Regions from separate parts of the Homo sapiens genome. Here region 2 is linked to region 1. A link is an interaction called in ENCODE POLR2A ChIA-PET data of the cell type or tissue named here. Cell type or tissue: OCI-LY7. All regions are shown on one strand. Each heading gives the region's core, and the rest is flanking DNA. Links, peaks and the distances in the headings are about the cores only.

The links. ChIA-PET counts read pairs that join two places held together with the same protein. Peaks named below come from ENCODE experiments on the same cell type or tissue, not always from the same donor. Only the 100,000 strongest peaks of a DNase experiment are listed, where the experiment ranks them.
Region 2: POLR2A ChIA-PET joins it to region 1 with 7 read pairs; 4 of 35 experiments call an interaction of 5 or more read pairs at or near these places.

What each region holds. Positions count from the first base shown.
Region 1 is chr7:102,287,717-102,296,860 of GRCh38, forward strand. The region is part of intron 1 of SH2B2 (SH2B adaptor protein 2); the gene reads left to right. MIR4285 (microRNA 4285) reads left to right here and starts at 5,387; the gene lies at 5,387-5,471. RefSeq lists enhancers at 810-899, 1,570-1,619, 1,810-1,949, 6,388-7,141 and a silencer at 2,300-2,379. In OCI-LY7, for the core only: a CTCF peak has its summit at 1,958 (motif pointing right); DNase peaks (open chromatin) are centred at 2,275, 2,583, 2,940 and 3,765; H3K4me3 peaks cover 4,888 bases; H3K27ac peaks cover 5,000 bases.
Region 2 is chr7:101,587,186-101,597,613 of GRCh38, forward strand. It overlaps LOC107986832 (a long non-coding RNA gene), which reads left to right. Exons shown (of 3, transcript XR_001745314.2): 2 at 222-376; 3 at 4,082-4,590. Among named protein-coding and RNA genes, the nearest start is that of LINC01007, 23 kb to the left of the region's middle. In OCI-LY7, for the core only: no CTCF peak of the experiment used is centred there; no DNase peak of the experiment used is centred there.

The DNA of each region.
Region 1 (9,144 bases), core at 1,592-6,591:
CCTCGGCCATTGATGAACCTGCGGGCTGCGCGGGCCGGAACCGCGCCAGCCCAGCGGGCTGAAGCCGGGCAGAGGCAGGGACGCATCCTGGCCCCCTGCAGCCCCGAAGTGGGGGCCTTCAGGGAGGGAAGTCTGCAGTGACTGGAGCCTCTCAGGAGCCACGCAAGGCAGACCGGGCAGCCCCAGGCGAGACTCTGAACACGAATAAGCCAGGATCTACGTGCACTTCGAGCTAGTGCAAGGGAGAGCCTCAGGCTAGGCTGTCAGACCTGGGTGGAGCCCTACCAATGCCCCCGAGCCAACATCACCTACCCTGTAAAATGGGATGGTGCTGCCTGCCTCCTGGCTAAGGGACCGGCAACTCCCGGCAGGAATTGCGTCCCAGAGTCAGGTCCCTGGAGCTCCTCTGGGAGGACTGGGGGCAGGGGGTGTGGTTTCCCCAAGAGGTTTTGACTGCCTCTTGAGCTGAAGCCCCCACTACTGTGTCCCACCTTGAACTCTCCCAACCTCTTCCCTCCTGGCCTCCCCACTCCACGCAGGAAGAGGTTGGGAGAGTGACCTAGAACTTTTCAGCTCCAGGAGCTTTGGGAGAGGTCTGGTGGTGGCGGTGGTGGCACTTCTTTTAGGCTAGTGTGGATCAGGGCATTTTTGGGGGTCTCAGAGACAGTTTCCCACCAGCTACTTCCTTAGAGGTCTGTCCTACCAACATACAAGAACAGCCCCACCCCGTGGCAGGCCGGCTTCTGATGCTGCTTGGTTGAATGCTTCTAGGTAATCAAGGGTTAATGCACACGCTTTTCTTTTTACCCTTGTTGTGAAAAATCTGTCTGAAGTTTCTAAATCCCTCTTCCCTACTTAGCGTGAATCTCCTAGGGAGGACTTCTATACAAATACCCAGGGGTGGGCTTCCCTTGGGGGTCTTGGAAGTGGGATCTCCACCCAAGTGATCCTGGGCCTCCCAGGGCTGAGCTTTTGGTTTCAAACTTACTTGTGCCAAGCTAAGGGCATCAGGATCGCCGTTCGTGTCATCTTTACAACAATCCTGTGGGTTTAGTGCTATTATTATCCCCACACACTTAGGGAGGGGAAGTGACTGGCCCAAAGTCCCGCAGTCAACGAGCCAGGCCTCCCAACCACTCCTCTCTGACAAGAGGCTGGCACTTCTTGCCCTGCCTACCCAGCCTGGGTTGCAAGGAATTGGGGGTTTAGGGGCTTCAGGCCTCCTGGCTGCTGTCTTCCCGGGGCTACGCTCATTCTTACTGTCCAAGTGAGGCCAGGGGACTGGTCAGAGCCCTGGGGCCTGGGGAGGTTTCTCTTCCCTGCTCACCTGGCTGGGTGCCGTTTTATGGCTATGCTCTGTCTAGGGGGATAGCAGGTGTGACCCCTCAACACGAGGTCACAGCCCACACCTGTTTGGGCAGAGCAAGGCAGGGCATCGCTGTGTGGGCGTGCAGCATCTTTTGGTTCCTCTGGGTGAAGCAGGGTTTGGGCCCCATTCTCCACATACTTCCGGGCCATCTGAGGGTAGCGCCCACCTGGGGGGTGGGGAGGACAACCAGCCAGGAGCTCACGGTTCGGTGGAAGAGACAGGCCACAGCCATGTGGTGTGGTGGAGGGGCAGGGGGCAAGGGTGGAGGTGGGAAGAGGATCAAGGGGCGTTCCCGAGGCCTCTGTGGGCTTGGGGGCCTGCCTGCTATTGGGGCAGAACAGGGGAAGTAGGCAGTGCCCAGCTGGGTGCTGAGGCTCTGTGCAGAGGACAGGCAGGAGTTGGAGGAAGAGGATGTATTTGAACTTGGATGTGGTGAGTTTGAGGTACCTGGAGATCAGCCAGGCTGGGAGTTGAGCTCAGAGAAAGGCCCAGGGAAGCTTTATTAGCACCTGTAGTCTCCAGAGTTCGGGGATGCTCAGATCTTAGGGGTGCCACCAGAGGTCTCAGGAGGCACTGGTATGAGTGTCCTGGAAAAGCCAGAAGGCAGCTGGGTGGGATGAGTTGGTGAGGGGCACTAAGGGGGTATCCTGCAGGTTTAGGGGGCTGGGCCAGGGCCCATGTGAGAGTTATGACACTGGGGGAGTGGAAGGGGCTGAGTGTCTCAGGCCAAGGCTGGAGATGGGAGGGGGGAACCTCTGCTCTGCAACCCCAGAAAGGCAGGGTGGGGTGGGAGTAACCAGGGCCAGTGCAGCTGGAACCAGCTCAGCCTGTCCTCCACCTGCAGAGCCCATCCAGGAACTGTCCAGCACTGGGTGCTCCTGAAGGAGGCTGAGTCTGCCTCTTGAGCCCACAGGCCCTGGCTTAGCTTGTTGTCCTGGCCCCCACTCCCTGCTTATCTGACCCGCACTTCCTGCAGAGCCCAGCTGTGGATTCCCCCGCCCCCCCACCCAGCCGCTCAGAGTGCCCCATCCTCTAAAGGTGGTCATTTCCTTTCCTGAAACAGGGATTCAGTCTTCCCACTCTGCCCTTGGAAGCGGAGTTCCCCAGAAACAGGTCTCAGAAAGGGACCAGCCTGGAACTTGGCTCCATACCCCCCTTTTTTTTTTTTATTTTTTTGAGACAGAGTCTTGCTCTGTCGACCAGGCTGGAGTGCAGTGGCGTGCAACCTCAGCTCCCTGCAACCTCCGCTCCCTGCAACCTCCACCACCTCTGGGGTTCAAGCAATTCTCATGCCTCAGCCTTCTGAGTAGCTGGGGTTACAGGTGTGCACCACCACGCCTGGCTAATTTTTGTATTTTTAGTAGAGATGGGGTTTCACCGTGTTGGCCAGACTGGTCTCAAACTCCTGACCTCAAGTGATCCGCCCTCCTCGGCCTCCCAAAGTGCTGGGATTACAGGTGTGAGCCACTGCACCCGGCCTCCCCTCTTGTCCATTCTGCAGCCCTGGACCCTCCCACCTGGCGTCTGACACACAGTGGGAGCTCACCACTGCGTGGTGGCCAGAGCATGGTGGGTAGTCACCTCCCTCCCCAGAACCCCATTTCTTCATCTCTGCAATGGAGAAACAACTCTTTCTTACAGGGAAGATGTGAGGGGAGAAGGGTTTTAACAGGGGCATGGCCCACTGAAATGTGGGTTCTAGAACGCTGACCTTGGCCACATTGGAGGCTGGGTTTATGTGTTGGGGCAGTGGGTACCTCTGCAGCTGCCTGCCAAGAGCAGTTGGAGGAAAAGGGAATGAATAGAGCTGTGATTTTTAAACAAATTGCTTATTTAATCTTCATGACAGCCCCTTAAGTTTAGCACTGCTGTCACCTCCATCTTAACAGATGGGGAAACTGAGGCTCCAGAGTCCAAGGGGTCATTTCACTGGGTAGCAAGGCAGCTGGGATCCAAACCCAGACAGTCTGGCTCCAGATCTCAGACTTTTAACACTGTCCCAGCATGTCAAATGACCAGAGGTGGCCATAGGGAGATGCCCAGGCAGTGGGGCTCCCTTTGCTGGGGAACAACTGTCAAAGGCAACTGTGGGAACCCCTGGGACTGAGGGTCTGCAGACGCCGGTGCCAGCAGGGCTTGTCAAGCTTGGGATGTCTGCAAAAGCCGGGGGGCTCAGCAGAAGGGCTCCCACCCTCCCGTGGCGGTGGCAAAGGCTGAGCGTGGCATGAGAGGCCTGGGGTTGTCCTGGGTGCAGGGCTGTTGCAATAGCTGCCTCCAAGCGATGCTGCTCAGGCCGAGCCTTGGACTAGAAAGTTATCTGCACGGAAGAGCAGCTAGGGAAACTAATGCTCAGAACAGCCAAGACCACTAGTACCTAATCACCCATACAGAGGCATACAAGTCCCAAGGGCTCTGAATCCACACCTGTCCCCATCGCCAGCCAGAAGGCCCCCACCCATCCACTCTGCAGCAAAGTCACAGCAAGTTCAAGGGTTAAGTTAAGACCAGAAGCCATGCCTACTTTGCCTTCTGCCGGGGTGGTGGAGTGAGCTCAGATATTCTGGGAGGGGAGAGTTGGGGAATTCCAGCCACATCTGGCAGGAGGCCCTGGTTCAGAGCCTACCTTGTGGGGATGTGGTCTCTGCGGAGGTGAGCAGTAACACGGGCTTGAAAACCAACGCCCACGTATTCAGCAGTGAAGCAGAGACTGCGCTGTGTGCTGTGTTCCTGAATCTGCAGGGGAGAGAGAGACTCATACCTAGTCAGCGGGTGGGAGTCACTCCAGGCCGGAGGGATGACCTGCCCAAAGAGCATCTGTGTCCTGCCCAGGGAGGGGTGCAGAGAGGAGGCTGCAGGGGTGGAAGGGACTGCCCCACCGAGGCCAGGAGGGTGCTTGAGGAACAGCAGGATTGAAGGAGCCTATGTTGTCCAGAGTGAGGCTGAGTGGGCCAGGCCAGTGCTGCTAAGGTCCTGAGGACCCCTAAGGGCAGTGGACATGAGAAGGCATGGCTGGGCAGGTTTTCTGAGGATGGTGGAGGTGAGCAGAGTGAGGCCTTGTCTCTTGTGTCAGGCAAGGAGGTACCCCAAGAAGAGGCTGCATGAGACCAGCCTGGGCAACATAGTGAGACCCCCATCTCTACCAAAATATCAAAAAATTACCTGGGACCGGGTGCACTGGCTCACATCTATAATCCCAGCCCTTTGGGAAGCTGAGGTGGGCGGATCACCTGAGGTCGGAAGTTCGAGACCAGCCTGGCCAAGATGGTGAAACCCTGCCTCTCCTAAAAATACAAAAATTAGCCGGGCTTGGTAGGACGCACCTATAGTCCCAGCTACTCGGGAGGCTGAGGCAGGAGAATCGCTTGAACCCAGGAGGCGGAAGTTGCAGTGAGCCAAGATCACGCCATTGCACTCCAGCCTCGGCAACAGAGCAAGACTCCGTCTCAAAAAAAAAAAAAAAAAATTACCTGGCCATGGCGTCTTGTGCCTGTAGTCCCAGCCACTTGGGAGGCTGAGGCAGGAGAATTGCTTGGGCCCAGGAGTTCAAGGCTGCAGTGAGCTATGTTCAAAGTGCAGTGCACTGCACCCCAGCCTGGGCCACAGAGTGAGACTTTGTCTAAAAAGAAAAGGCCTCAGTTTCCCCATAGCGAATGGTTCATTGGGGGGTAGGTGGCACTGCCCACCCCAGGACATAGGAGAGAACCCTTAGTTCTGACCGTCTCCCCCTTCATGCACTTGGTTCTCTGACTGCTGCTCTGAGGACGGAGCTAAGTGAGGGTGCAGGAGGAAGGGGGGGTCTCTTGGCAGTGGGGCGCAGCCTTTTGAGGTGCTGCATAGCTAGTTTGACCTGTGGGACCACTGACCATCCCTCCTCTTCCCGGTGCTCCTGGCCTCCTGTGGCTGGGATGGTGCTGGGGAGGAGGTGGGGGGTGCCAGCTGGAGGTGGGCGGGGCTCCTGCCTCTCCCCGCCCCCAGGGCCACCGCCCACTGTGCCGCGCATCGATTGGTCGCGGGCCCATTAGGCGGGGCGGCGAGTCCGACTCATAAATATTTTAAGGAATGACCCGGCCCTGGGGTGCGGAATTGCTGCGCGGGCGGGGGCTGAAGACCGGCTTTTTTTTTTTTTTTTTTTTTTTGGTCCTCCAATTGTCAGCGCTATTTTTACCGCCGGAAAGCCGCCGCCCCCTCCCCCATGCCGGCTGGACCTACTGTCTAGCCGGGCTGGTGGCTGGGGTCTCTTGTCTGGGTTGCTGGTCGTGGGGTTAGGAGAGGCCGTGGCCTGGAAAGGCGATGAGCAGGGACTCCATTAGACTTCCCCTGCCCTCCTCGCTCCATCCCCCAGCACCAAAAACCACTCTGAAGCCCCCATCCCATCAGAGATGGGGAAAAAAAAAACACATTTTTTCAGGAGGAGAAGGCAGACAGCCCAGCTGAGCCTAGAAAAACCGGAGGTGGGGGGGTGTAATGGATGGGGGGAGGGTGGTCTACCCGCCCAGTGCTCCGAGGAGGGCCAGCACCACAGGGGGCCCTGGCTGGGCTTCCTTTGTCTCCAACGCCAGTCCTCAGAGAAGCAGCCTGTGAGGGGGAGAGGCAACCCCCTACCTGTCCCTAGTCCCAATGGAATGACAGCCCAGTCTTCAATGTCCAAGGCCATCACTTCTGCATCAAAATCAGGAGCCCCTAGAAGCCACACACAGCTCCAGCAATCCCATTTTACTGATAGGGAAGTGGAGGCACCAAGAGACACAGGGCCCGGCCCAGGATAGAGTCCAGATCTCCCAGAGCCCAGTCCAGCACTGCCTGGCACCAACTCAGCTGGTCTGTTTGGACACCTTGGGACCATAGGAGGAGAGCTGACCACCAAGAGAGTTAAAGACCATAGGGTCTTGGAGATCAGAGGGGGAGAGCAGTATAGGGAAGTTTTCCTGGGAGAAGAGAAGGTTTTGTTTCGGTTTGGTTTTTTGAGACAGAGTCTCGCTCTGTTGCCCAGGCTGGAGTGCAGTCGTGCAATCTCAGCTCACTGCAGCCTCAACTTTCTGGGTTAAAGTCCTCCTGCCTCAGTCCCCCAAGTACCTGGGACTACAGGCGTGTGCCACCACACCTGCCTAATTTTTGTATTTTTAGTAGAGACGGGGTTTCACCATGTTGCCCAGGCTGCTCTCGAACTCCTGAGCTCAAGTGATCTACCTGCCTCGGCCTCCCAAAGTGCTGGGATTACAGGCTTGAGCCACCACATCCAGCCAGAAGAGAGGGTTTTGCACGGTCTAAAGGGAGGGGAGATGTTGAATAGTCGGAAGAGCAAAGTCCCTAGAGAGGGCTTGAAACACCAACCTTGGCAGCACCAAGGTTGGAGGAGCTCCCGCCCTGCCCATGCCTGCACATGGGTTATAACATTGCAGACACCACCTCCTGTGCCATCTTGCCAGTGAGTGGTCAGAAAGTGAGAAGAGTGGGCTCAGAGGTTGGGAGTGTGGTCAGTGTCACTCACTCAGGGAGCACCCACGGGGTCACGTCTTGAGCCCAGGTCAGCCAAGCTCCCTACATGGGGTCTCCTCCCCAGTTCTGGTCCCAAAGATGGGTGGGGACAGTGCACTCCTGCCCCTGCCACAGCCAGGCCCCCTTCCCTGTGTCTTGCAGCCTCCCCTCTACAGAGAACCATGTCCGGGCCTCCCTCTCTCCATCTGTAGCCAGGTGGGGGCCTCCCTGCTGGCACTGCTGTTTGGAGACTTATACCTCTAGCTGCTCAACCTGCTTCCTCTGCATCCGGGGCTGGACCTACTGAGGGCTTCTGTGCCAGGCATCAGGCCCACAGGCTCCTGGGTGGCCTGCAGGGTTAGGTAGGAGAGGTCAGGGCAGTCCCAACCTCCCAGTGCCTCCCAGGCCAGTCCCTGCCTAGGACCTGGCCACACCTGCCATGCCCTTGGAAGATTCCTCTCTAAGTTCCACTCCCACTCCAGTGAGGGCCACCTGAGACCCACCTGCGAGAGCCTCCCCCAGGGCCCTGTCCCCCATCTCTGTGCCTTCTCCCTACCAAGGGTTCCTCCAGCCAGGAGGAAGAGCTGGGGGCGACAGGGATTGATGTCTAGGACTCGGCACTGGGGCTGACTTCCTGCCTGCCGCTGCCTGCCCCATGTGGGGGCATAATCATCTCACTCAGGGACCCCACACCTACCCTTCCCAGGCTGCCAAGTCACTGGCTCTGAGCCCCCTGGGGGTCCTAATGGTATAGAGAGAGAGGTGGCCACCGTCAGGAGCACTAGCCTACTGGATAAATGGATGGGCTTGGAGCTCAGGGACAGGGTTTCATGGGTTCAGCTGTGGCCCCACCCCCACCCCAGGAAATACCACCCCTGCAGGTCATGGCCTGGGCCTGGGCTCGTGACCTTCCCTGGAGGCCATGGTGGTGGTGGTGGTGGTGGCAGGTGTGTTCCCGTCTCCACCCCTCAGGGAAGAAGCAAGTTCCAGGAGCCTGGACTTTTGCCCTGCGCACTCTCTGTGTCAGATGGGGAGACAGCCATGAGGACAGACACTTGAAGTACCCTATAACTGGCACCATGCAAGAGAGACAGGCAGGAGGAGACTGTGGGAGCTCAGAGGAGACACTTGTGCTGGCCTGGATCAGGGAGAAAGGAGGGGTGTCGGGAGGCTTCCTGGAAGAAGTGGCTTCTGGATTAATTATTGAAGTGTGAGTAGGAGTTAGGGAAGAAAGGAGGAAGCACGGGGCAGGGAAAAGGTCAGGCATGAGCAAAGCTCGTGGGTTCCTCAGTCCCCATCCTTCCCCCACCTTCGTGAACTCTAACCACCACCACCACTACCCAACTGCCAATGTCCTGATAAGTCCTGCCCCCAACTCATTGTTCAGGCCCCCAGCACCCTCTTTATTTTCTTTGCACTCATGAAGCCCAACGCAATAACCACCTCTTGAAGGAAACCTTCCAAACTCCCGACTCCCCTCCCCCAGTACCAAGGCAGGAGTCTCCTAGGAGACCGCTGGTTTGGAAACCTGTCCTTGAAGCTAAGCAGGCTCAGCCGGGAGCCCTGTTCTGTCCCTGGGGCTGTCCCTTGGTTATTGACTGCAGATTGATGGCGAGGTTGCCCCAAGGAGAGAGGGAATTCCCACGGTGCCCTATGGCCCAGAGGCCTCGCAGATGATCTCACAGAAATGGGGCAGCTATTTTTACCTGGCATTTAATTACATGGTTTGGATCCCAGAGGAGAGATGAGATGGTGATCCCAGGAGCTGCGAGGGAGGGGCATTCCGGAAACTGTGGGGACCCTGGGAGGACAGGCGAGGGCATGATCCTCTAACTCATTTCCTTGGAAGGATGGTCGCTTGTCCCCCAACACTAAGCCGGCTCCTTAGACAGGGACTCCCCAGGCACTACATCACCGCACTTTATCACTATTGGTAATTTTCCCCCTGGCTTGGATGGGGGCTGTAAGCACACAGCAGGTTGGACCTGTGTCCCCAGAGGCAATGGCAAGGCCCCCAGGTGATGGGCTGGGCCCAAGCCATGCAGTTTAGCCATCCAGAGCTGTGAAGGATGGAGGGGCCTGGGAATAAGAGGATGAAGCTGGGGTGAGGAGACAGCTGGGATTCCTGGATTGGGGATTCAAAATCGGATTTGAATGGGAATTCTGGGGGAAGCCAGATTCCAGAACGTGGGAATGTAAGTAGAAGCGTGCAGGCCATTGTGATGGAAAGAAGCAAGGTCTTCAATGTCCGTACAAAAACTTGGTCCCTTTAGCCAGGCATGGTAGCTCTTGCCTGTAGT
Region 2 (10,428 bases), core at 2,852-7,851, 700 kb before region 1:
GTAATTAAGAGATTTCAGCCGAGTTCTTTCTCTGGGCCTCAGCGTGCTCATCTGCAGGATAGAGATAACAAACCCTACTTCCTCAGATTGTATCTCAGTGTAATAATACTCAGGTAATCGACGTAAGAGAAACCCCCAAAACTCAGTTGCTTAACCCAATGTACAGGTTTGATTTTTGCCCCATGCAAAATCCAGTATGGCAGCTTCCTTCTCTCTTACAGCTTTGTTTTCTGGAGTGGATATTCCTCTAAGATCACCGCGGCAGGAGAGGAGAGAGACAGAAAGAGGACCTTGGCTCCTAACTGCTCCAGTCCAGAAGAGATGCAGTCACTTTCTGCTCACATCCTATTGGTTGGAACTGGCCACATGACTCCAGGTGAATTGCAAAGGATGCTGGGAGGTAGAGAAGCACATGGCTAATTGGTGAACATTTGCATTCCTGCAAGAGTGGTTGTGAGTGTTCAATCACATGCAGTTCTCGGGGCAGGGCACCGAAGGGGTCTAGCAGAGCTTCGGGATGTCAGAGATGAGCCTAAAATAAGATTGGCCGGGCGTGGTGGCTCATGCCTGTAATCAGAGCACTTTGGGAGGCCGAGGGGGGCGGATCACTTGAGGCCGCCTGGGCAACATGGTGAAACTCCGTCTCTACTAAAATACAAAAAATTAGCTGGGCATGGTGGCACCTGCCTGTAGTCCCAGCTACTTGGGAGGCTGAGGCAGGAGATTCACTTGAACCTGGTAGGTGGAGGTTGCAGTGAGCTGAGATCACTTCATTGCACTCCAGCCTGGGTGACAGAGTGAGACTTTGTCTCAAAAATAAAATAAAATAAAATTTTGCCTGTGACCTGCTCTGGGCTGGGCAGCAATTTTTGTTCCTTTGGAATCCAGGCAGGACCCAGAGGTCAGCCCTGGATCAGAGGGACTGTTCCTCCTTTCTTCCTTCTCCCACCCTAAGGATGAAATCTGTTGCTTGTCCTGGTGGAATTCTCTTTTTCCAGCTCCCATTCTCAAAAGCACCCCATAAAATACCAAAAATAAACACTGTTCATGGCTTCCATTTGGGGAGGATTTATCTTTTTCCTTTAATACTTCTTACCACAACATACCAGTCTTTCATCTTTGCATGCCTGGGTCTGTGACCCTACCCTGGGAGGCAGGCCAAAGGCGGTGTATGCAGGCCTCTTGGGTCAAATGAGGACTTACCCCTCTGAATGCTGAGGAAAGCACAGGGGACTGTCTGGGGAAGGCAGCACGCAGTGAACAGACAGGGAGATGCTGGGTCTGGGCCTGGAAGGATGCGTAGGAGTTTGTCGAGTGGCAAGGTTGAGGGAACAGACAGGGAGACATTGGGTCTGGGCCTTGAAGGATGCATAGGAGTTTGTCAAGTGACAAAATTGAGTGTGTTCCTGGCAGAGGGAGCAAAGTGTGCAGAGAGATAGGAATGGGAATGGACTGGCGTGTTCTGGGAGCAACTGGAAGTTCCGGAAGTCTGGATGTTAGGGTTCCTGGGGATGGAGAGGCCAGGAGGACTGGGTTGTGGAAGACCAGACTTTATCTCCAGGACAGTGGGGAGCCAGGGAGCAGTGCAAGTGAGGCGGGGACGTCCCAGGACACCTGTCCACCACGGCCAACTTTTGTGACAGCACTGACTCTTGTATTGGTGGCAGGGTGGCTTGTTTTCTCCCCACATTTCACTTCCTGAGCAAAGGCAGTCTTGCAAGAATCTGAAAGGAGGCACCACATAAAATGACTCTTTTTTTTTTTTTAAGTAAAAAGTCAACAGTTCCGTGATCTTTGTAAAAATTAATCAGGAACACATGCGTTCTATTTTTCGTAAATTGCAAGGGATCAAAAGGAAAGGAAAATGCTCTTAGGGTGAAAGACAATGGGAGTTCCATCACCAGCTGGAACACTCCACACACTGTCTTGGAGTTGGGGGGCCTTCCCTGCACCCGGCGTCCTGGTGTGCCTCCCTGGAGAGAGAGCATGGGCTGGGCACGAGATATGGGGTGGGCTTAGATACGACCCAGACCTGAGATGCTCCCAGACAGGAGCAGGGGACCAGGCCCAGCAGGGGGCAATGACAATCTCTGGAGGGACAGTCCAGGGCCGAGGGAACCCAGAGAAGGCCTCTAAGTGTCTCAGACACAGGAGGAGGAACAATTGGAGAGGAGACCAAATGGGTGGGCTGGGGATGTATTAAGACTGTCTTTTTTTTTTTTTTTTTTTTTTTTTTGAGACAGGGCCTCTTTCTGTCACCCAGGCTGGAGTGCAGTAGCACGATCTCAGCTCACTGCAACCTCTGACTCCTGGGTTCAAGCAATTCTCCTGCCTCAGCCTGAGACTGTCTAGAATGTACAGCTAATGAATCTCTATTTTTCTCTTGTACTTTTCTCCCTTACTATCTGAGGATGGGGGCACAATGGCAAAAGCCCTGGGCACAGAAAATCAATCCAGCTTTTCTCTTACAGTGAGGCCAATCCCATACTTTGTAGGGTTTTTCATTTTTTTTTTTCTTTTTGAGATGGACTCTCGCTCTGTCACCCAGGTTGGAGTGCAGTGGCACGATCTCGGCTCACTGCAACCTCTGCCTCCTGGGTTCCAGCTGTTCTCCTGCTTCAGCCTCCTGAGTAGCTGAGATTACAGGCATGCGCCACCACGCCCTGCTAATTTTTGCATTTTTAGTAGAAATGGGATTTCACCATGTTGGCCAGGCTGGTGTCAAACTTCTGGCCTCAAGGGATCAGCCCGCCTCAGCCTCCCAAAGTGCTGGGATTGCAGGCGTGAGCCACCATGCCCAGCCCCAATCCCATCCTTTGAACCTCAATGCCCTCATCTGTAAAATGGAGATCATAATGAGCCCTACTTCCCCCAGGGGAGCTATGGACAGGTTCACGCTCTCCGGGGCCTCTCTCACACTGGCCTTCCCCTTGCCGGCCTCCCCTGGGTCTATCTGCTGTGGGGGCTGCAGTCACTCATGGGCAGGAGAGGTGAGGAAATGCAGTTGCACAGGCCTAGACCCAGCTGATGCCCTGTGTGTCCAAAGCCCAGTGGGGCCTGGGCTTCTGGTGGCCAGGACGCCCCTATGTCCAACCCAGGGTGGAGAAAGAGGCCAGGAGGACATGGTACTCTGAAGGCCTTTTGTGTGGCATCCTCAAGGAACCAGATCCAGGGCTCCTCCTGCACCCTGAGCCCCACCACGGGACCAGAGCAGCACCCAGCCTGCCGCCAGCCACCCCCGCGGTGGCCTGGTGCCAGCCCTGCAGGCGGGCAGTGAGATAATCCGGCTAGACGGGCTGCCATCTTGGCACGTCCCAAGACGCCCGAGGCCACGGGGAGCTTCAAAAGGAAAATTAATGTCTCTTACCAGCAATTAGAGGAAATTATTCAGATAGAAATCTTGTTTTCTATCTCCTCATCCTTGTTTTTGAATCCCCAGCCTTTGATTTCTTTCTTCTCTGGGGATTCTCAGAAAGACACTCTGAGAGCCTGGGCTGTGCACTGAGGCCTAATGAGGGCCTGGCACACCTGGCATCACAGCCTCGCCCGGGGTAGTCGGCTTCTGAGGCCTGTGCCTCCTGAACCCAGCCCTGAGGTCTTCCAAAGAGGCTGGCGGGCCCTTGGCAGCTGAGGGCAGCTCTCCCGAGGTGGGTGGGCCTCTGCTGGGGCTGGCTCCCCCTGATGCCCAAGGGAGGTGGCACCGGGCTACAGGCGGACGTCATGCACCTGGGGTGAAGGGGTGCTGAGGGCACTCTTGGGTGGAGGAGAGGCCCAAGGGGTGGACTCAGTGGGAACTGACACCCTTCCTGTCTCAGCGGGGACCCCTCATGCTCTCCGCCCGTCAGTCTTTCCCCACTGCCTCAGATGCAGCCTCAACTTCCCAATCTGGCGCTCAAAGCCCTGCAGATCTATCCTCGTCAGCTTCCCTGGCCCTTCCCCCCATCCCCTCCTCTAAATGTCCCCCGCTCCACTTGCCCAGGGTGCTGGGCTTATTCCAGACAGGAGCTCAGCCGCCATGACCCACGGTGGCACACACCCTGACCTGACGTAAATGACCTTCTTCTCTTTTTCTATCTGGCAGACTCCTGCACCTCCTCAGGTGGCCCAGCCCTGCCTCACCTTCTCAGGGATGCTGGCTTGGACCCCACCCAAGAGAACAGTTGGCATCTCCATCACCTAGCCCAGGCCACTGTCCTGAGCTAATCAGGAGCTACTCATGGGCTCTCTTCCCTAGAAACTCCTCGAAGCCAGGGAGAAGGGCGGCTTCATCTCCAGGTTCCCAGCACCAGGTGGCCCAGAATGGGCTTTAATAAGCTCCTGCTTGAATGAGTGACACCCAATGATAATGATGGTTTGAATAAATAAAAGAATGAAAGAATGAATGGGACTGATTAGAAGAGGCACCAGGAACAAGGTGTCAAGAGACTAATCTTGAATCATGATTCAGTCACTTCCTCCCTGTGTGACATGGAGCAAGTTGCTTTACCTCTCTGGGCTTCATTTTTCAGTTCTGTAGAATGGGATTAATAGTTTTAGCCCTGCCTTCAAAACAGTTGTGTGGCTAAAACAAAATAAAGGTGTTGCCAGGCATGGTGGCTCACATCTGTAATCCCAGCACTTTGGGATGACGAGGTGGGTGGATCATTTGAGGTCAGAAGTTCGAGACCAGCCTGGCCAACATGGTGAAACCCTGTCTCTACTAAAAATACAAAAATTATCTGGGCATGGTGGCGGGCGCCTGTAATCCCAGCTACTCAGGAGGCTGAGGCAGGAGAATTGTTGAGCCCAGGAGGTGGAGGTTGCAGTGAGCTGAGATGGCACTACTGTATTCCAGCCTGGGTGACAGAAGGAGACTTAATCTCTAAATAAATAAAGAAATAAATAAAGGGGTTGAGCATGCAATTATATTAAAATTACATGTACCACTCATCCCTCCCTCCATCCATCCATCCATCTACTCATTCATCCAATTATCAATTCATCCATCCATCCACTCATCCATCCACCCGTCTATTCATCTATTCACCCATCCACCATCCATCCACTCATTCATCCATCCACGCACTCACACAGTCATTCACCCCCTCACCCATCTAGGTATCCATCCAATTATCCACCCATCCATCCATTCATCCATCCATTCACTCATTTATTTATCCATCCAATTATCCACCCATCCATCCATTCACTCATCTATTTATCCATCCAGTTATCCACACATCCATCCATTCATCCACCCATTTATTTATCCATCCAATTATCTATCCATCCATCATCCATCCATCCATCCATCCATCCATCCATCCATCCATCCTCTTGTCCATTCCTTTAACAACCACTCACTGAGACCTCCTGCATGCCAGGCCTGTGTTGAGGAATGGGGGACAGTGTGGGGTCAGAAGAAGTACCTGCCCAGGGAGAGGTCATCAGTGGCAGCAGAGAAGCCCAGACAGGAGCTAAAGGAAGGAGGCTGAGCATGCCATCTCAAGAGTGCAGCCCAGGCTGGGTGTGGTGGCTCACACCTGTAATCCCACCACTGTGGGAGGCTAAGGCAGGCAAATCGCTTGAGCCCAGGAGTTCGAGACCAGCCTAGGCAACGTGGTGAAACTGTCTTTAGAAAATATTAGCCAAGGCCGGGCACGGTGGCTCATGCCTGTAATCCCAGCACTTTGGGAGGCCGAGGTGGGCGGATCACCTGAGGTCAGGAGTTCGAGACCAGCCTGGCCAAAATGGTGAAACCCCGTCTCTACTAAAAATACGAAAATTAGATGAGTGTGGTGTCGTGCACTTGTAATCCCAGCTACTTGGGAGGCTGAGGCAGGAGAATCGCTTGAACCTGGGAGGTGGAGGTTGCAATGAGCCAAGATTATACCACTGCACTCCAGCCTGGGTGACAGCGCAAGACTCCGTCTCAAAAAAAAAACAAAACAAAACAACAACAACAAAAAAAAAAACAAAAAGAAAAGAAAAGAAAGAAAGGAAAAGAAAAAATTAGGCAAGCGTGATGGCGCATGTCTGTAGTCCCAGCTACTCGGGAGGCTGAGGCAGGAGGATCACTTGACCCCGGGAAGCAGAAGCTGAAGTGAGCCCAGATCACACCACTGCACTCCAGTCTGGGTAATAGAGTGAGACCCTGTCTCAAAAACAAAACAAAACCAAAAAAGAGTACTACCCAAATCTCTGCTTCCCACCGCCTCAAATGCACCTGCTCTTGTCATGCTCAGCCGGCTTCAGAAACCCTAGGAGGCCAGGAACACTTCTGCCAGGGGTCCAGTTGGGAGGACACCTGGAGAACCTGGAGGTGGAGGTAAAGAGGAAGGGAAAACCAGACACAGAGAGGTGAAGAAATATGCCCCCAACTACTGTTGAATTGGGATGTGAGTCCTGAGCCACATTCTTAACCAGGTCCACATCCTGGATCAAATGGGCCCTCAAGTCCAGTGCTTGGAAAGCCTCCAATAAGTGGCTGGCCAGCATCTGTTACATACTTCCCCTGACGAGACACTCACTACCTTTCCAGGCTAGTGAGGCTCATCTGTGTACGGCTCTGACTGTGAAAAGCTCTTTCTTGGATAGAGGATCCACATTGGCCCTGGCTCGGCGCACTGGACCCTGTATTCCTGCTGGCCTGGAATGTCCGTGCAGAAACTTGAAGACAGTGGTGTGTCTCTGAGCCTTCTCTTTCCCAACATGGGTACTCTTCCCTGCTCCCCCCAAGTCCTTTCACCTCCCAGCTGTCCGTCTGGCACAGAAGATCAAGTGCATTGTTGAGACCACAAGGGAGGGGAGGCAGCTTAGGAGATCAGGAAAAAAACTTATGACACTAATTTAGGGTCTTAGCCTCACTCTTGGCCTTATCCTGTGTTTTCTAGACATTAACTTTCGTCAGCCCCCAAATCTTGATTTAATCATTCCATCTTAATGTATTGTCTTCATTGCTATAAAATGCCTTGATTCCTTTTGGGGAGTAGAGATAAGTAATAAATAAAGGTACCAGTTAACCCCCCCTAAGTTTTGGGGGATGATCACATCTGGGTCCTTTCTCTCTTGCCTGCTTCAAGAAACAATTGTTAATTCTTTTAGTAAGTTTCAGGCCAGTTGATGTAATGACAATATCTTGAAATCAACCATCGTGGCCAGGCATGATGGCTCATGCCTGTAATCCCAGCACTTTGGGAGGCTGAGGTGGGTGGATCACATGAGGCCAGGAGTTCGAGACCAGCCTGGCCAACATGGCAAAACCCTATCTCTACTAAAAATACGAAAAATTAGCTGGGTGTCATGGTGCGCACCTGTAATCCCAGCTACTCGGGAGGCTGAGGCAGGAGAATCACTTGAACCCGGAATCTGGGAGGCGGAGGTTGCAGTGAGCTGAGATCACACCACTGCACTCCAACCTGGGTGACAGAATGAGACTCTGTCTCAAAAAAAAAAAAAAATCAACCACAGTGAGGGTCTTTACACCATGAGAATTGGCAAACGCTACCAGTCAGGGCTTTCCCCACTACATTTTCCAGCACACAACTGAATATGCCTCTCATCTTTCTTCTCCCCATAGAGCAGTCAAGTGAGGAGGACTGCCTGATCCTAGAGACTCTGATCCTCCCAAGACGCAGACCAGGGCTCTATTCTCACAGGACTTTCCCCTCAAGTGACTCTCCTCTGTGCACACATGCTGTCTTACTCTGTATTCTTTTAGGAGCCACAGGGCTTCAAGCATGCACCCATTCATTCAACATATGTTCAACACCACTATCTGGCAGGCCCCAGGCTGGGGACTTGTGACTGGGGACTTACAGATTGGACAGAGCTGCCTTCTCTACCAGTGCCTTGAGGGGACTCACTCTATGTCATGTGCATGATTCATGCTATCTCATTTAACCCTCACAACATCCGGGCCCATTTTATAGATGAGAAAACTGCAGAGCCTGGAGTGCCAAGTGGGTGATTTCTATCTGTTCCACTCCGAAGACCCAGGCTTACCACTCCAAAATGACAGTGGTGGTGATTTTTTCTTTTCTTGTTCGGTCTTCACTATGGCTCTGAGAGGAAGCTGTTCATTGCTCTATTTGCCAAGGGGGAAAACCTGAAGCTCAGGGATGTTGACCGGTCCAACTTGCAAGCTTAATGAAAATGCAGGACTCTGTCTCCTAAGCCAGGTGGTGGTGCAAAATGAGCCCCACTCCTGGGGTGGAACCTTGAGTTGGGAGCCCTGAGTTCTTGGCTCAGCTCCACTGGGGATGTCAAGGGTGACCTTGGGCAAGTCACTTCTCATGATCTAAGCCATTCTGTGCCCCTCAGCCCTGATTGCTCTGAGCCCCAGACCCTGCCATCCCCTGTCACTTGAGCTTCATCATAAGATGTTCCATGAGCATTGCCACTTATTGCAACACAGATGGAACTCTCTAAGCCTCTGTTTCCTCATGTGTAAAAACTGGATAACAGTAGTTTCTACTTTACAGAATATTGTGAGGATACAATAATATCATACTCTCAATGGATTCCTCACACTGCAGTGGTGTGATCTCAGCTCACTGCAACCTCCGCCTCCCGGATTCTGGGTTCAAGTGATTCTCCTGCCTCAGCCTCCTGAGTAGCTGGGATTACAGGTGCACTCAATTAATGTTAGCCATTAACTCTCTGGGAACATGTCCCCACTGTCTAGCTGGCTGTGGTACTCATGTATGAAGCCCACAAACATTCAAGTATCCAACGATCACCTAAAATGCACACAAGTTCATCCATTCAGTGTTGACATGGACAGATGGTATGATGGATTACAGATGGCTATAAATTATTTGTCATGCCTTTCAAGAAATCTATTTCCCCTCCTGTTTAGTCTAGACTATCCTCATGGCTGCTTACCCAATAGAATGCAATGGAAGGAACAGTGGCCAGTCAGGGTCCTAGTCTTTGTGAAGACTGGCAGTTTCTGCTTCTCCCTCTTGGAACACTTGCTCTTGGGACACTGCTTCTCAGAAACCAGCCATCATGCTCCAAAAGACGTACAGAAGCCACATTTAGGCACTCTGGTTGACAGCCCCGCTAAAGTCCCAGGCAACATCCAACATGAGCTGCCAGTCATATGGATGGGCCATCTTGGATATTCCAGCTCGCTATAGCTCCCAGATGGCTGCATCCCCAACCAACATCACATAAAGCAGAAGAACCTCCCAGCCAAGCACAGTCAACTCATAGGATAATGAGATTTAAGATGGTTATTGCTTTAAACCACTAAGTGTTGGGACAATTTGTTATGCAGAAAACCAAAGTGTTGGGGCAATTTGTTATGCAGAAAACCAAAACATATAGTATACCCATTTATGAAACTTTAAAGTATTTATTTACTACTTTTTGAAAAAGATTAGTCATTCTGTACTACAGAAAACTATAACAATAATTTGCTGCCTGTATTTGTATAGCCTGCAAGGTAAGCAAGGCTTTTACACTATAACATGGCTGGAAAAAATCAAAAGAAGAATATTATTTTGTGAGCTATGTGAGAAATTTATACAAAATTCGAATTTTAGTATCCACAAATAAAGTTTGATTGGAATACAGGCATGCTCATTCATTTATAGCTTGTCCACAGCTGCTTTGTCATGAGAGCAGTAGAGTTCCATGGTGGTATCAGAGGCCATATGGACCACAGCACCTAAAATATTTACTGTCTGGCCCTTTCCAGGAAAAGTTCACCAACTCCCTTCTCTAGACCATTAAATATGTATCATCATTTTGAACTTAAAATCCTGCATATAAGAACTTGTATGTGTCTGAAACTTATTGACTGAGTCCTGTAAGGAAAAAGCAAAAAAGCAACAGTGGGCATTTTTGCTTATTTATTTTTAATGTTTATAGAGACACGATCTCAGTCTATCACCTGGCTGGAGTGCAATTGTGCAATCATAACTCACTGCAGCCTCCATGTCCCAAGCTCAAGTGATTCTACCACCTCAGCCTCCTGAGTAGCTGGGACTACAGGTGCATGCCACCATGCCCAGCTACATTTTTTATGTTTTATTTTGTAGACACAGGGTCTTGCTATGTTGTCCAGGCTGGTCTCAAACTCCTGGGCTCAAGCAATCCTCCCACCTTGGCCCCCCAGAGTTCTGGGATTACAGGTGTGAGCCACGGTGCCAGGTCTATTTATTTGTTTGTAAGTTTGAAAGCTTTCAGAAGTATAAGAATGGCCCAAGCTGGGTGTGGTGGCTCACACCTGTAATCCTAGCACTTTGGGAGGCGGAGCTGGGTGAATCACTTGAGGTTGGGAGTTCGAGACCAGCCTTACCAACATGGAGAAACCCCGTCTCTACTAAAAATACAAAATTAGCTGGGTGCGGTGGCACTTATGTGTAATCCCAGCTACTCGGGAGGCTGAGGCAGGAGAATCGCTTGAACCTGGAAGGCAGAGGTTGCAGTGAACCAAGA